3 separate regions of the Homo sapiens genome follow, and regions 1 and 2 are each linked to region 3. Evidence: chromatin contacts called from ENCODE Hi-C or POLR2A ChIA-PET data. All regions are on one chromosome and are shown on one strand. Each heading gives the region's core, a stretch centred on a gene start or an enhancer-like site at or near the end of the contact. The rest is flanking DNA. Distances are from core to core; before and after follow the strand shown. Region 1 has its middle 23 kb from the start of ANO6. Region 2 overlaps ANO6 (anoctamin 6). Region 3 overlaps ANO6 (anoctamin 6).

The links. Hi-C counts contacts between places; a loop is a spot of excess contacts on that map. ChIA-PET counts read pairs that join two places held with the same protein, here RNA polymerase II (POLR2A). Pooled maps may share reads with other maps.
Region 1: a map of endothelial cell of umbilical vein shows a loop between it and region 3 (3-fold over the local background). The contact joins two enhancer-like sites. A Hi-C loop is called at or near these places in 3 of 168 maps with a recorded cell type or tissue (Caco-2, PC-3 and endothelial cell of umbilical vein), 1 of 37 single-sample maps with no recorded cell type and 10 of 50 pooled maps. POLR2A ChIA-PET finds 5 or more read pairs at or near these places in 6 of 52 experiments (AG04450, H1, RWPE1 and 3 more).
Region 2: a map of endothelial cell of umbilical vein shows a loop between it and region 3 (8-fold over the local background). The contact joins two enhancer-like sites. A Hi-C loop is called at or near these places in 20 of 168 maps with a recorded cell type or tissue (Caco-2, Calu3, HepG2 and 13 more) and 17 of 50 pooled maps. POLR2A ChIA-PET finds 5 or more read pairs at or near these places in 11 of 52 experiments (BJ, Caco-2, GM12878 and 8 more).

Annotation. Positions count from the first base shown.
Region 1 is chr12:45,191,095-45,194,748 of GRCh38, forward strand. It overlaps the pseudogene PLEKHA8P1. Among named protein-coding and RNA genes, the nearest start is that of ANO6, 23 kb to the right of the region's middle. Within about 2 kb of position 1,442, at least 3 of the 41 ENCODE cell types and tissues checked have a DNase peak (open chromatin) inside an H3K27ac peak, as active enhancers do.
Region 2 is chr12:45,266,542-45,270,707 of GRCh38, forward strand. The region is part of intron 1 of ANO6 (anoctamin 6); the gene reads left to right. Among named protein-coding and RNA genes, the nearest start is that of ANO6, 53 kb to the left of the region's middle. Within about 2 kb of position 2,375, at least 26 of the 41 ENCODE cell types and tissues checked have a DNase peak (open chromatin) inside an H3K27ac peak, as active enhancers do; they include PC-3, PC-9, ascending aorta and 4 more, where a contact is called at or near this core.
Region 3 is chr12:45,233,864-45,237,755 of GRCh38, forward strand. All of the region lies in intron 1 of ANO6 (anoctamin 6), which reads left to right. Among named protein-coding and RNA genes, the nearest start is that of ANO6, 20 kb to the left of the region's middle. Within about 2 kb of position 1,493, at least 27 of the 41 ENCODE cell types and tissues checked have a DNase peak (open chromatin) inside an H3K27ac peak, as active enhancers do; they include PC-3, PC-9, ascending aorta and 4 more, where a contact is called at or near this core.

The DNA of each region.
Region 1 (3,654 bases), core at 192-2,691, 43 kb before region 3:
TCTCAGTTTCCTCTTCTGTAAACTGGGGATAATTTCTACCACACATCCACGATGTTGAAGACTAAATGAGAAAACCAGAACCTCACACGAGAGGTGCCCAATGAATACAGCTGATCCACCAACAAGATTCTCCAGTAAATCTCCAATGTCTAGCACAGTGCCCAGCACATAGTATGCCCTCAATAAATATTTATTGAAAGAACAACTACTCAGCCACAGGCCAATCAGAGTGGAAGTTGTAAGTGCCCAGAAATCCTGAGTGATAACACTCCTATTGTGAGGATTAATTGATGCCACATATGTGAAAGTCCTTAGCAAATGCATGACTCATACGTAGTAAGGCACTCAAATAAAAGTTTTCATCAGACTGTAAGCTTCTTGAGGATGAGTTCTGTGTCTTGTTCACCACTATGTCCCAAGTGAACAGCCCACAGTAAGAGTAAGTAAATATTTGTTGCATGAGGAGAACATTGATATACAATGGGTGAGCTATTTTTATCCCCATCAGGTATCTTCTTCCCACACAAAAGAAGGAAATTGACATACAAAAGTTAAGCAATTTGCCCAAGTTGACACAGCTTCTAAGTAGCATAGTAAAGACTTAAGCTAAGTTTACCCTTACTAGGTTCATATTTGGAGATCTTCTAATTTTCAACCTAGGTAGATACTCTTTTTTCTTTTTCTTTTCTTTTTTTTTTTTGAGACATAGTTTCACTCTTGATCTTGTCACCCAGACTGGAGTGCAATGGCGTGATCTTGGCTCACTGCAACCTCCACTTCCCGGGTTCAAGCAATTCTTCTGCCTCAGCCTCCTGAGTAACTGGGATTACAGGCGCCCGCCACCATGCCCAGCTAGTTTTTGTATTTTTAGTAGAGACGGGGTTTCACCATGTTGGTCAGGCTGGTCTCAAACTCCTGACCTCAGGTGATCTACCCACCTTGGCCTCCCAAAGTGCTGGGATTACAGGTGTGAGCCACCGTGCCCGGCCGATACTCTTTTTCTAGAGCAGACTTTAAGACAAGTATGAGGAGAGAATTGAAAAGAGGAAGCTGAGTTGGAATGTTTTCTCTCATTTTACAGATTTGCTTAGCACATAATATGAGGGTATACTCAGTGCTTAGCAAATCTGTAAAATACATAACCCTACAGCAGGGAACATTCTTCCCATTCCTTGCTTCTTAGAGGGCCTACACTGTTTAAAAGCATCTCCTCTCATTTTTTCCTCCTATTTATGTATAACTAGACCTTTTGGATCCCTATGGAAAAACAATTCAACAACTTTTTTTAAAGACTCATTGTTAAGTGACCAGATTAACAAATATTCACCCTTTAGCCTTGGGTAGTATTTATATCACAGAAGAGATAAAAGGAGAAGCCACCAGCATGGCTATCATGTTCTTACTCTAGCTGATTTGAAATGCCCTTTACACTTTCATCTTAACTACCAAAACAATAGATGAGTCACTGATCCTCAGCAAGATAAGTCACTGTTCTTCAGCGAGGGGATAAGCAGAACTAGTTCTCCTATCAGGATGAGGAGTTAATTATAAATGGTTTGGTTAGAGTGGGCTTGAGGAAATGCTGATGGGGGCAGGGTTCTTCTCTCTAGTGTATCCTCCCTCCCCGTTATCATTCTATAAACAGTTACTACTTTTAGAGGTGTATTGTTTTTAACAACTGTTTGATAATGAAGATACTGGCTGATTCCGTTTTAAGGTAGATGCTTTTGCAGGGATATTTTTAAATTAAAAAAAAAAAACAAAACAGGTAAGGATGAAAAGTTCCAGGTGAGAACAATGGCCCCTTTATAGCCTTTTTCTCTGTTTAGATTCAGAAATGCTGTCTCTATGGTATCCCTGGACTGCTTGCTGGCCTTTGAAAAATGGAAACCTATAAGTGATCGTCCTTCCATATTGCTTCTCGGGACCCACTGACCCCAATAAAATAAATTGATATTTATTTGTATTATATATTACATGTGTCCATGTGTTTGAGTGTGTGTATTTCCAGGTTTAGAAAGTTTGTACAAGTATTACCTGTAAATACTGTATTTGGTCTGAGACATCTATGAGGACATTTAATTTTTTTTCTGTCTTCATTCTTTCTTTTTAACCACTTTCTTCTCTTACCACTCATTAGTCTTTTTTTCTAACCTGATACACAAAGGTGGATATTGTTTAATGTGGCCATTTAGAAACCATGTCAGTTATCTTCCTGCCCTCTCTTCCGCCCCTGAATATGGGGAAGAAAGAGGCTCTGAAGGTTTGCTATCCTGGGTATAAGTATATGGACTCCCCTTTGTGAGAAGCTGTAGCCATGAAAGACAGAATCTGCCTTCCACCCAAGGTGGTTCCCTGGGGCCATGATTGCCTTTCCACATGGATGCTTTACACCTATGTGGAAAACAAGGCCACCCGACATTTACCCCAATGGTGGTAAAATACATAGGTGAGGAAGACCTCTGCCCCATACAGCCTTCCCTCACCTGAACTTCCTGTGAATTCTGAGGTCTGGACTAGGTCCTGATAGAAAAAAAAGAAAAAGGTCGAGTGTGGTAGCTCACGCCTGTAATCCCCGCACTTTGGGAGGCCGAGGCAGGTGGATCATGAGGTCAAGAGATCGAGATCATCCTGGCCAACATGGTGAAACCCCGTCTCTACTAAAAATACAAAAATTAGCTGGGCGTGGTGGCATGTGCCTGTAGTTGCAGCTACACGGGAGGCTGAGGCAGGAGAATCACTTGAACCCGGGAGGTGGACGTTGCAGTGAGCCGAGATCGCATCACTGCATGACAGCCTGGCGACAGAGCAAGACTCTGTCTAAAAAAAAGAAAAAAAAAAAAACCTTCTCAAAATAAAAAGGGAACAAAGGTGCATTTGAGAAGAGGGAGAATTTGGAGATGGACCAGGGTTTAAATTGTTGACTTAGTGAACAGAGGGGAAAAAATATTATGATGCTAGCAGCCTTTTCTGGAATTTCCAGACCTTTGGTAAAAATCCTAAGCCTTTTTTCTGTGTATGAGACATAGGAGTAGCAGGGAGGTGCAGGTAGGTGCAGCCAGGAGAGAAGAGGGAAAGGATGCAGATTTACGTCAGAGAGATTCCTTGTGAAGAAGTAACCATGTGACTTCTTCCTTTCACATCCAGTTTTTTTTTTTTGTATTTTTTTTTTTTTTTTTTTAGACAGAGTTTCACTCTTGTTGCCCAGGATGGAATGCAATGGCATGATCTCAGCTCACTGCAGCCGCCACCTCCTGGGTTCAAGAGATTCTCCTACCTCAGCCTCCCGAGTAGCTGGGATTACAGGCATGCACCACCACATTCGGCTAATTTTGTATTTTTAGTAGAGATGGGGTTTCTCCATGTTGGTCAGGCTGGTGTCGAACTCCCGACCTCAGGTGATCCACCCGCTTTGGCCTGCCAAAGTGCTGGGATTACAGCCATGAGCCACTACACCTGGCCTCACACCCAGTTTTAAAATATAGTCAATCTTCTGCTTGGAGGGTGGAGGAGCTATGATAGTACCAAGGGGCTAGTAAAACCAAATTAGGCTAAACATGGGTACAGCATGGATGTAAAATGAACTCCCTTAGTAATAATTACAATGTATACACAGAAAGATAATAATCATTCTCAAAAGTCATTCAAAAGTAT
Region 2 (4,166 bases), core at 1,125-3,624, 34 kb after region 3:
ATCAGCCTTTTGACTATAAGCCAAGCTTTTAAAAGTCACTAATAAAATATATGAGGCTTAGCCTGGTAATATAGTGAGACCTCATCTCTACAAAAACGTTAAAAAATTAGCTGAGCGTGGTAGCATGCACTTGTAGTTCGAGCTACTTGAAAGGCTGAGGCAGGAGGATTGCTTGATCCCAGGAAGTGGAGGTTGCCGTGAGCCAAGATTGTGCCACTGCCCTCCAGCCTGGGTGACAGAACAAGACCCTGTCTCAAAAAACAAGTGTGTGTGTGTGTGTGTGTGTGTGTGTGTGTGTGTGTATAATATGGCTCTAGTTCTTTGAGTTATGGGGTTTGTTAAAAATGACGAAGTGGGAAACCCATTCAGGTCCCAGCTTGAGCCACTTAACAGGGTGAACATGATTTAGTCAGTAACTCCTGTTTCTTCACAAAGCAGATGAGGCCATCAGCATCACGGTGGACATAGTGGGCTTTTCACCTGTTGAAGACTCTTGTGGGTGACTGTATCCATGTTGTGCTATTTGAATTGAATCATCCATCTATTTATCTGTTATATTAGTTTGCTGGGGCTGCCATGACAGAATACTTTAGACTGGGTTGTTAAACAACAGACACTTATTTTCTCACAGTTCTGGAGGCTAGGAAGTCCAAGGTCAAGGTGTCAATACATTTGGTTTCTCCTGAGGCTTGCTAACGACCACCTTTTCTGTGCCCTCACATGGTCTTTCCTCTGTGGGCATGCACTCTGGTATCTTTCTGTGTCCAAATTTCTTCCTCTTTTAAGGACACCAGTCTGATTGGATTAGGGCACACTCTCACACTCTCATTTTCAACTTAATCACCTCTTTAAAGACCCTGTCTTTTCCAAATCCAGTCACATTTTGAGGTACTTTGGGTTAGGGCTTCCACATCTGATTTTTGGGGAGTTATGATTCCATAACATCTATTTAAAATAGCACTTACTAGCCAGGCATGGTGGCTCACGCCTATAATCCCAGCACTTTGGGAGGCCGAGGCGGGTGGATCACTTGAGGGTCAGGAGTTTGAGACCAGCCTGGCCAGTGTGGTGAAACCCCGTCTCTACTAAAAATATAAAAATTAGCCAGGCATGGTGGCGGGCACCTGTAATCCCAGCTACTCGGGAGGCTGAGGCAGGAGAATCGCTTGAACCAGGGAGGTGGAGGTTACAGTGAGCTGAGAACATGCCAGTGTGCTCCAGTCTGGGCAACAGAGCAAGACTCCCATCTCAAAAAAAATAGCACTTACTTGTTGTAAATTATGTATGAAGAGGCTAGCATAAAGAAGAAACCGGAAATAGCCCTCCACTTATTTAGTGCCTATTATTAAAAGGGGAAGGGTACAGGTATATGAAAAGATAAGTCAAAACTGTATTGAAGGGTATAAAAGAAAAATAACTCTCTCTCCCAACCCTCTCCTATTTTAGGAAACTTCTTTAAAATCATTTACACAAATGTTTAAAAAGGCCAGGTGCATTTTTTAATGTATTAGTGTGTCAGAGAGAGTACAGATATCTCTATATCTGCACACAGATTAGGCTTTTAAATAACTACATAGTATTCCATTGTGTATGTACTATAATTTACCTAATCACCTATTAACAGGCGTGTAGATTGTTTCCAGTTCCCCCACTACTCCATTACAAACAGTAGTGCTGGATTCCTTTTACAAACCCAGGTCTGGGCACAGTGGCTCATGCCTGTAATCCCAGCACTTTGGGAAGCCAAGGCAGGCAGATCACTTGAGGTTAGGATTCCAAGACCAGCCTGGCCAACATGGTGAAACCCCATCTCTACAAAAATACAAAAATTAGCCAGGTGTGGTGGTACATGCCTGTAATCCCAGCTACTCGAGAGCCTGAGGCAGGAGAATTGCTTGGACCTGGTAGGTGGAGGTTGCAGTGAGCTGAAATTGCACCGCTGCATTCCAGTCTGGGTGACAGAGTGAGACCCTGTCTCAAAAATTAAATAAATAAATAAATAAAATACATACATACATACTTAACCAGGATGAAAAAAATAATGAAGAGCTACCTAAGAAGAATAACTGGGCTCTGATCTTGGTGAAAACCATCTTTGTTTTTCACCTTCCTGTTTATTGGTCTTTACAAGAGTTGTTGTGAAAGGCATTTCATTCTTTCCTGTCCTCCAGTACCTGACCACATGCCAATACCTCTTCTTCCTGCAATAATAGGAAGGGAAAGGGCTTTCCTTGGCAACATTAGGTCATAGTCCTCCCCAGGAAGAAAGGTCTGTCTGGATCATTAACGGGCATAGACTATTTTTAGCTAAGGAAAACAATTTTTCTTGTAAGAATTGCTATTTCCGTGCTCAGGGCAGCACATGCATCCTTTCTGGCTGCTTCCACCCATTGGCAAGGGGCCAGCTCTCTAATGGAATGTGAGCAGTCTTACTGCTAATCAAGATTTATGGTGGAGACCAGGACGCCTGGCCGCTCATTGGATTTGCAGACCCTCCAAGCTAACAGCGGCAGCCTTGAGATTAAGTGCAATGCAGAGGCTCTGGTGCTGTTCCCAGGCCCTCCCTTCTTCTCTGGGGCCAGCTTCTTAGCCACAGGTATCATCTGGCATTATTTTATAAGCTGTGCCATAGTGCAGATGTTCTTTTCTGAGGAATTACTTTCATTTCTGACTCATTTCAGGAAATGAGACAGTCTATCAGAGGTATTCTTCATTTCCAGACCCCTGGAGAGTTCATTTTCACCTGGGATTTCTAACCACATGGGGGCAGTGCTTTATTTACCCAGATGTGAGAAATAACAGTAATGAATAGTCTTCTTCTAAGGCAGCCCTTACTTCCCTGCAGAATCCAGTGTGAAGGCCCAGAGGTAGCTTATGCCCTTATTAGTGTAAATATTTCTGAGGCTTTGGTTTTGTGATGCTTGTGGACATGCTGTGTGTATGGGCTTTGGTGCAGGAAAAACATAATTTAGCAACAGATTTAAAAGGTAGTCTGGAGTGTTTCTAATTACTGTTTGTTTAGTTCACCATTGCCTAATAAGTGGATTTAAGTAACCTCGGGGGTAGGGAATGTAATGTTCATATTACAGTCAACCATGCAAATCAATTTCTAACTAAGTATTGCAGAGAACACACCGTGGAGCCATTTTATAGAAGTATTCCATTGAATCTTAAATTTAGACCTGAGAGCATTTTGGATTGGGCATTTCCCACTGGTTGATGCACACAGCCATGTGTGGTACAGTCCCGTTTAAGATCCTTCGGTGGCCTTTGGCATTTAGTTTTCTTGTTAATTCAATGTAGTTTTCTTTTTAATTTTCCCATCCTTCATTGACCATAATAGGGAACTGAAGTATTAAGAGGGCCCAGAACAGTAGTTGTCAACCTTGGTTGTAGCTTGGCATCATTCTGGGAACTTTGAAATTACTGATGCCTGAGGCCACCTCCAGAGATCTGGTTTAATTATTGGAATGCAGCCTCCACTGGGATTTCTAAAAGCTCCCAGAAGATGTTATTGTGCACCAGGGGTAGTGAACCACAGACCTGAGATGTCAGGGTCCTGAGAGCTCATCTCATCCAGTGGTTCTCAGCCCTGGCTGCAGATTAGCATCATCTGGAGAGCTCATGAAAGAAGCACTGAGGTCCCACCACCTGAAACGACCTTTCAGAGGAAGGAGCCATTCTTTTTAGAAGGTGCTCAGGTGATTTTGATGCACAGCAAGAGTTAAGGTTAACTGACATCTTAGCCATCCCATGTTATAGATAAGGAAAATGAGAGCAAAAATGGTCAAATGGCTTGTACGAGGTCAGGTCCTTGTTGTTACAGAGGCAGGTCTGATGCCGCCTCCTGCTCTGTCTGCAGCCTAACACCATCCCTTATATTGGCCTGTTGTATTTATTGATGCCTCCTCATCCTTCAGGTGATGTTCCTGCCTCCAGGAGGCCTTTTCTGACTCCTCATACTCACCTCCCATCCAGCCTGGGTAAGATCCCCTTCCTTTGTATTTGAACAGCATCCTTCCTTCTTTTTCCCCTCCGACTGTCAGTTCCGGGAGAACAGGCCTGTCTTTCCTGTTATTTCTGTAACAGTAGTGGGGTTTCAGATAATATTTGTTGAATTGAAGTTCTGTAACTTTTTATTCCTCAGTCCACATGGATTGCTGAAA
Region 3 (3,892 bases), core at 243-2,742:
TGTAAAATGTAGTTTTTTGTGCCTGGCTTCACTTAGCACAATCTTTCTGGGGATTCATCTGTGTTATAGATATCAGTAGTAATCTAGTGTATTGGAACTATAAGAATATCTAGAAAATGTATTTTGAATTAAATCTTGAAGTATTCGTTTCTTATAGGTAGCAGACTAACAATCCTTAACCTTCTAATTCTGTTTTTACTTTAAAGTCAGGTAGCTTTTGGTCTTAGTTATTTTTGTAATCTCTTTAAGCAGTTCACATAATGCCTTGCCAATTATAGGAAATTAGCAAATGTGTTCTTAAGTTGGAAGAGAATGTGTGAGGAAAATTCACTCCTATCTCATTTTACAGAAATTCAGATTTTAATTGTCCTGCTGTAATTGTGAAACTGAACTGCACATTCATTCTGAGGATTATTGCACTGATGAGTTTACTGATGAGTGTGACACTGGTTCGGAGGGAACTGTTTGCAGACTCTCCCTATGTATAAGGAGTTCATGTGTAATAATTTATTTCTCCAGAAGGTCACCTTTTTTCCTACTGATTTTTTTTTACTGGTAAAAATATTGCAAACAGATATTGTTAGTCTCGTTTGGTAACTGAAAGAGCTCTGAGAACGGAAAAGTTAGAGTGACCTATCCAAATGAAGGAGCAGTTCAGTGTTGGTGCAGGATATTAGATTCCAAAATATTTGTTCAGGCCCCTTTTCCAAGTTCCCAGGGAAGTTACTGACACTGATGTTGGTTTCTTTTAAGAATGACTCATGATTTTTCGAGCCTGGTTTCCACTCTTAGTCATCTTCCCTGCCTGAGTTAAAACAGGCTTTAGGCTCTCACTGAATTCCAGCCTTGACAGAACCCCCCACCCCCACCCCTGGGCTTTTGATTCCCACTTCCTAGCTCAGCTACATTCCAGTCTCTGGAACCAATTCTGACTCCAGGCAGGCAAGATGAGACAATTCAGCATTTACTATCAGTCCAGCAGTAACCTTTCAGTTCTAATAATTTGGCTTGTCCTTTTCCTCCTCAGTTGTTCAGACTCCTTTCTCAGAAACATGCCTAGGACCTCAGTCTCTTTAGTTCTTTGGATTCTGTGTTGCTCTTGTCAGTGTTTACTATCAGTCCAGCAGTAACCTTTCAGTTCTAATAATTTGGCTTGTCCTTTTCCTCCTCAGTTGTTCAAACTCCTATCTCAGAAACATGCCTAGGACCTCAGTCTCTTTAGTTCTTTGGATTCTGTGTTGCTCTTGTCAGTGTTTCCTAATCACCCTCTTGCCCTGGAAATAAAGTCCTCTCCAATGTGGTGCTACTTCTCCTCCTTCCTGTAGCAGACTCTGGTTGTGGCCTGTCTGTGCCTACAGATTTAGTGACAGGAGCTGTACTTTTCTGTTCCCTTCTTTAGCTGTCATACTGGTGGTATCTTAAATCTTAGCCCTAAATTGTGATGAAACTGTTGTATTTTCACAAGTCTTCCTTAGTCATATTGTGCTGTCTGTTCTAAGTAGGGCTGTGAATAAGAGTGGGGTACAGTTTCCTGCAATAAGAGATGGGAGGCTTAACTTCAGCTTGGCACGTAAGAAAGATCAAATGTTTACTGCAATGTGGGAAAACCACCTCCTGGGCATAATAGAAATCCAGGCCTGGCAGTAAACAATTCTATTCAAAAGCAGCTTCTCAGGGCTGAGGAATGACCTAGTTGAGTGGCATGACATCTGAGCAGAACTAGCAAGGAGGCTTGGTGGTATGCCGCCTTTTAACTCCAGCACCTGTGGCTCTTGAGCATTCTCCTCATTCTTCAGTATGGAAAATGGATATTTTCTCAGTCTTGTGCAAAAACAGCTTCAAGAAAAGTCCCCTAGTCAAAAATTCCAGTATTTGGAAGTGTACCAGGAGTCCAAAAAGTTGAGAACTACTCCTGGCTTTTTCCTTCCCTCCCTCACACTGACGGCATTCCTGAACTAGCATGCCTGTCTGTCTCTACATTTCTGGGTGACTGCCTCATCCCAGGTGGCCTTCCTCCAGCTGTGAGCTGGGTGTGTTCCCAGGTATTTAATCCACCCTTGGGGCAAGTTCTTCCAGGCAGCCTCCAGTGCCCCTTCCGGGATCCTGGCTGGATCAGGCTGACTGTCCTTGGAAGTGAAAGAGGCTACATATGAAGGGGAGAAGGGTCCTCTCTGCCTCAGGAGAAGGAAATTAGTTACAGGTGCATGCATAGGCAAAATAGCCCCAATCCTGTTGTGATATAACAGAATTTAGAAGACATCTGGCTCAAATTTTAATTTTCAAAAAGTGATAAATTCTGTGAAGAGGTAACCTGTAGAGTTTATTGTCAAATTAATGGTAGAGCTACTGTATGTGCCACTGTCAGTTGTTAATTATTATTATTATTTTTTTAAGTTCTAGGGTACATGTGCACAACATTTAGGTTTGTTACATAGGTATACATGTACCATGTTGGTTTGCTGCACCTATCAACTCATCATTTACATAAAGTATTTCTCCTGATGATATCCCTCCTGCAGCCCCCCACCTTCTAATAGGCCCTGGTGTGTGCTGTTCCCCACCCTGTGTCCAAGTGTTCTCATTGTTCAATTCCCAACTATAAATGAGAACATGAGTTTGGTTTTCTGTCCTTGTGATAGTTTGCTGAGAATGATGGTTTCCAGCTTCATCCATGTCCCTGCAAAGGACATGAGCTCATCCTTTTTTATGGTTGCATAGTATTCCACGGTGTATATGTGCCACATTTTCTTAATCCAGTCTACCACTGATGGACATTTGGGTTGGTTCCAAGTCTTTGCTATTGTGAATAGTGCTGCAATAAACATACGTGTGCATGTGTCTTCATAGTAGAATGATTTATAATCCTTTGGGTATATACCCAGTAATGGGATGGCTGGGTCAAATGGTATTTCTAGTTCTAGATCCTTGAGGAATTGCCACACTGTCTTCCACAATGGTTGAACTAATTTTCACTCCCACCAACAGTGTAAAAGTATTCCTATTTCTCCATATCCTCTCCAGCATCTGTTGTTCCCTGACTTTTTAATGATCGCCATTCTAACTGGTGTGGGTTGGTATCTCATTGTGGTTTTTATTTGCATTTCTCTGATGACGGGGGATGATGAGCATTTTTTCATGTTTCTGTTGGCTGCATAAATGTCTTCTTTTGAGAAGTGTCTGTTCATATCCTTTACCCACTTTTTGATGGTGTCATTTGTTTTTTTCTTGTAAATTTGAATTCTTTGTAGATTCTGGATAGTAGCCCTTTGTCAGATGGGCAGATTGCAAAAATTTTCTCCCATTCTGTAGGTTGCCTGTTCACTCTGATGGTAGTTTCTTTCACTGTGCAGAAGCTCTTTAGTTGAATTAGATCCCATTTGTCTATTTTGGCTTATGTTGCCATTGCTTCTGGTGTTTTAGACATGAAGTCCTTGCTGATGCCTATGTCCTGAATGGTATTGCCTAGGTTTTCTTCTAGGGATTTTATGGTTTTAGGTCTAACTTAAGTCTTTAATCCATCTTGAATTAATTTTTGTATAAGGTGTAAGGAAGGGATCCAGTTTCAGTTTTCTACATATGGCTAGCCAGTTTTCCCAGCACCATTTATTAAATAAGGAATCCTTTCCCCATTTCTTGTTTTTGTCAAGTTTGTCAAAGATCAGTTGGTTGTAGATGTGTGGTGTTATTTCTGAGGCCTCTGTTCTGTTCCATTGGTCTATATCTCTGTTTTGGTACCAGTACCATGCTGTTTTGGTTACTGTAGGCTTGTAGTATAGTTTGAAGTCAGGTAGCGTGATGCCTCCAGCTTTGTTCTTTTGGCTTAGGATTGTCTTGGCAATGTGGGCCTTTTTTTGGTTCCATATGAACTTTAAAGTAGTTTTTTCCAATTCTG